Linked DNA regions of Homo sapiens: region 2 is linked to region 1. Evidence: read pairs that join two places in POLR2A ChIA-PET (ENCODE). Cell type or tissue: MCF 10A. All regions are shown on one strand.

Evidence for each region. Peaks named below come from ENCODE experiments on the same cell type or tissue, not always from the same donor. Only the 100,000 strongest peaks of a DNase experiment are listed, where the experiment ranks them.
Region 2: POLR2A ChIA-PET joins it to region 1 with 6 read pairs; 3 of 35 experiments call an interaction of 5 or more read pairs at or near these places.

Annotation. Positions count from the first base shown.
Region 1 is chr11:123,143,970-123,146,469 of GRCh38, reverse strand. The region is part of intron 1 of CLMP (CXADR like cell adhesion molecule); the gene reads left to right. Among named protein-coding and RNA genes, the nearest start is that of CLMP, 50 kb to the left of the region's middle. In MCF 10A, no CTCF peak of the experiment used is centred here; a DNase peak (open chromatin) is centred at 1,089.
Region 2 is chr11:123,039,515-123,042,014 of GRCh38, reverse strand. No RefSeq gene overlaps it. Among named protein-coding and RNA genes, the nearest start is that of SNORD14E, 17 kb to the left of the region's middle. In MCF 10A, no CTCF peak of the experiment used is centred here; no DNase peak of the experiment used is centred here.

The DNA.
Region 1 (2,500 bases):
TCTGATGCATCTGTTTTCCCAAAACAGCAGGTGCTTAATATGTAAGGAATAAGGAAATAATAAGAGCCAATATTTATTGAGTGTGTACATGTGCCAAGCACTAGACACTTTGCATGGGTAATCTCATTCAGTTCTCACAACCATGGTATTAGGTGGATGCTGTTTATATATATACTCCCAAAATGCTGGGATTACAGACGCGAGCCACCACACTCAGTCCTGATAGCTGAATTTTAACAGGGAAGAAATCCTTTGAATGGCTAATCTGACAGAATTTTCAGCATCACTATTAGAACTGAGAAGAAATGATGCCTGGAGGTGTGCCAGCATCTTGGTTCTGCAGCTTACCTAGATGCAAGTTACTTGATCTTTCCATACCTGAACATCCCCATCTATAAAATAGGGATGCTAACAGCAGCCATGGTGCACACAGCTGGCCCTGCCCTACCCTGAGCCCCTGTGCAGCGTTAATGAGCAGCTGGGAGCTATCTGCGCAGGCCCAGACCCCGCCTGCTGGGGTTATGGGCCTTCCCCTCCAGGGAGGGCTATAGGTGGGAGCTGAAGAGCAGGAGGAGATAAGTAAAGTAGCAGATGGCGCTAATTTCCTAGTGCACTTATCAAGCTCACTAAGGCAGGGAAGTGCGGGACTATTCAGCCTTACACAGTGAGGAGCACAGCTCAGTCAGCACATTAAAACCAGCCGCAAGGCCGGGCACAGTGGCTCACGCCTATAATCCCAGCAGTTTGGGAGTCCAAGGCCAGCAGATCACTTGAGATCAGCAGCTCGATACCAGCCTGGCCAACATGGTGAAACTCCGTCTCTACTAAAAATAAAAAAAATTAGCCAGGCATAGTGGCGGGCACCTGTAGGCCCAGCTACTCGGGAAGCTGAGGCAGGAAAATAGCTTGAATCCGGGAGGCGGAGGTTGCATTGAGTCCAGATCGCGCCGCTGCACTCCAGCTTGGGCAACAGGGCAAGACTCCCGTCTCAAAAAAAAAAAAAAAAAAAAAAAAAAACAGCCGCAGAGCTGAACCCACTCATGGAGCACACGCTGACAAAGTCTGTGACGTGCAAGTAAAAGGAGTGTCCTCTTACTTCAGTTTCTGGTGACCCAGAACTAGACCTTGGGCAGTAGTTCTCAACCTGTGAGTCACAGAGGTTGGCACGAAAACAGACGAGAGCACAAAGTTAACCCTTTAATAGCACTCTAGAGCAATGCAGTCCAGTAGAAAATATAGAAATAGAAATAGAATGTGAGCCCCCATGGAATTTAAAATTTTCTAGTAGTCATGTCAAAAAGACCAAAGAGAAACAGGGGAAATTAATTTTAATATATTTTCATTTAACCCTAAATATATAAAATATTATTTCAACATATAATCAATGGAAAAATTACTAACAAGATTTTTTACACTCTTTTTATTATACTAAGTCTTTAAAATCTGGTGGGTGTTTTACATTCACTATGCATTTCAATTCCAGTTAGCCACATTTCAATTGCTCCATTGCCACATGTAGTGGCTGGTGCAGCACTCGAGCCTGTAAGTCTGAAAAACCGGGACAGCAGGAAAGTCAGGCCCCTGACACACAATCAGCCAGTGAAATCTGAGGAATGGGGTCGAAAGGGATCCACCAGCTTGTACCTGAGGTCCATATGCAATCAGCTGATAAATCTGCAAGATAGAAGATATCCCTGCACTTCAAAAACTCTGTCTACTGCTTTATATGACTTCTTTTCTGTCACAATGCTCACCTTCATGTCCATTTAGCCTCAGTTTACCAAAAAAAATCATTATCCCCGCTGGGAGTGGTGGCTCATGCCTGTAATCCCAGCACTTTGGGAGGCCAAGGTAGGAGGATCACCTGAGGTCGGGAGTTCGAGACCAGCCTGACCAACATGGAGAAACTTCGTCTCTACTAAAAATACAAAATTAGTGGGCATGGTGGCACATGCCTGTAATGCCAGCTACTCAGGAAGCTGAGACAGGAGAATCGCTTGAACCCAGGAGGCGGAGGTTGCAGTGAGCCGAGATTGCACCATTGCACTCTAGCCTGGGCAACAAGAGCGAAAGTCGGTCTCAAAAAAATATTATCCCCAAATATTTATTGAGAGTACAGCATGCCTGCACTGTGCTAGATATTGGATCCAGTAATGTATTCTGCATCTACAATGCATTGCAGATTACAAAGCCCTCAACACAAATCAAAGAAGTTGGTGTATCAATTATCTATTACTATGTAACAAATGGCTACAAATTTAGCAGCTTAAAACTACACACACTATTTCATCATCTCTGTGGGTTAGGAGTTCCAGCTATGGCTCAGCAGGATCCTCTGCTTAGAATCTCACAAGGCTGTCAGGTGCAGTGGCTCTTGCCTGTAATCCTAGCACTCTGGGAGACGGATCTGAGGCAGACGGATCACTTGAGGCCAAGAGTTTGAGACCAGCCTGTCCAACATGGTGAAACCCCATCTCTACTAAAAATACAAAACTTAGCC
Region 2 (2,500 bases), 100 kb after region 1:
ATTTTTAAAAAGTAAACAAAAACGCAATGCTGGCCAAGTATGGTGTCTCCTGCCTGTAATCCCAGCATTTTGAGAGGCCCAGGCAGGAGGATCACTTGAGCCCAGGAGTTCAACATAGTGGGAGCCCATCTCTACAAAAAGTTTAAAAAATTAGCCAAATGTGGTGGCATGTGCCTGTAGTCCCAGCTACTCGGGAGGCTGAGGTGAAAGGATGGCTTGAGCCCAGGAGGTCAAGGCCACAGTGAGCTGTGATTGTACCACTGCACTCCAGCCTGGATGACAGAGTGAGACGCTGTCTTAAAACAAACAAACAAACTACCTAAAAAATGCAATGCTAAATACTCGTCCTAGACAAAAATGTATTTTAAAAATCCCATTAGTGTGTGCTGCAGAAGGGGTGGCCCAAAAATGACTCATACATTTCCAACGAGGAACATCTCCTATTTTTTTTTTTAATTGAGATGGGGTTTTGACATGTGGCTTAGGTTGGTCTGGAACTCTTGGGCCCAAGCAAGCCACTGGTCTCAGCCTCCCAAAGTGCTTGGATTATAGGCATGAGCCACTGCTCCTGGGTGATCATTTCCTTTTAGTCTTATCAGTATTTCTCTTTGGCTGAGTGTGTGTGTGTGTGTGTGTGCGTGTGTGTGTGTGTGTGCGTGTGTGTGTGTGTGTGTGTGTGTGAGAGAGACAGTCTCACCTTATCGCCCAGGCTAGAGTGCAATGGCACAATCTCGGCTCACTGCAAGTCCACCTCCCGGGTTCAAGCGATTCGTGTGCCTCAGCCTCCTGAGTAACTGGGATTACAAGCGCGTGCCACCACACCCGGCTAATTTTTTGTATTTTTAGTAGAGACAATTTCACCATGTTTGGCCAGGCTGATCTTGAACTTCTGACCAGCCTCCCAAACATGGGAGGATTTTGGGAACTTTGACCTCCCAAAGTACTGGGATTACAGGTGTGAGCCACCGTGCTTGGCCTGAATGTGTATTTATTTTAAGATAATGTCAAAATCTAAACTTAAGGCCCCAAATTAATGTGAGGTTCAGGTGAAATGACCAGTTCTCTCTTTCCACCAGCACTTGCCATTGTGAAAAGCCATGGTGCAAATGTCATTCCCATTTTTACAAACGAAGAAGGCGTCTCAGCAAAGGTATTGTTTCTGCCTGAAGGCTGCAGAGCAAATGTGGTAGTGGAACTTGATCGGGAGGCGGAGGTTGCAGTGAGCCGAGATCGCACCATTGCACTCCAGGCTGGGCGACAGAGTGAGACTCCTTCTCAAAAATAAATAAATATAAAAATAATAAATAAATAAATAATAGACAACTTAAAATTTATAAATAAATAAATAAAAGACTGGAACTTGGGTTTTGGCTGTAAGCCTAAACACTCGAGACACCAAGCCTAACTGAGGGGGCTATTCATTTTGGACAGTGAGTGCCGAATATACCTCTGGGATCTGCCAAGGAAAGTGGGCTGCCACGGAGGTAGTGAGATACCAGGCTCCAGGAGCCACCAACAAGAGGTCTGACTAAAATGATTTGGGCTTGCTGCAGAGGATATTCAAGAATGGGGTGTCAGGGTGCGAGGAGGAGGGAGCTGCGTTAGATTACTTCCAGCTTCCTTTCAGACACCCCCCAGCATAGGGGCCAAGCCCAAACCGACAGCACAGCTCCACTCTCCGGGGGAGGCGGGCTGGGCTGTGCATTCATTTCCCCACCTTTTCATTCGTGGCAGCCTGCCACCGGTTGTTGGGCATCCATAGCTTAATTTGAACAAGTGGGCTCTGGTTTCCTGAGGCGAACTGTCCGGGCGCCTCAGCCATCCATCAGTATTCTCTTCAGTCCCCTGGCAGCTGCTCACTCCGGGCTGGCTCAACCTGCACTGACCTCATCTTCCCACACAGAGCAGAGGAGGATTTGGAAAAAATTAGTTATATTAGTGACTCCCCGAAACACTCCGTTTACTTGTGATATGACAAATATTTCAGCCATTAGGATCTCTCCGTCTCTTATCATCTTAAATGCACTCACTTACATTCCAAATCACTACTTAATTTAAAAGCCTATTTGTTGAGATTGTGACAGGCCCAGGGAAAAGGAGAGACAGACACTCACTCAGCTCTGGCTGGAATAGAATCAGATTTGGAACTTTGATTGAATCTTTCTCCCCAGGACTTATGCTCAGTCAGGTATCATCTAAACACTTAGGGCACGAGAGACTTCCAGGGCACCCACACTGTGGAGATTTATAAGGTCTGCTTCGAAGTAGCCATGTGGCATGGTGACCTTGGGCAAATGACTTCATTCCTGGGTGTCCTTATGCTTTCTGACCCCCGGATACGGTGACGCATTTGGTGAATTTCTTTTTTTTTTCTTTTTCTTTTTTTTTTTTTTTTGAGACAGAGTCTCGCTCTGTCGCCCAGGCTGGAATGCAGTGGCATGATCTCCCCTCACTGCAACCTCTGCCTCCAAGGTTCAAGTGATTCTCCTGCCCCAACCTC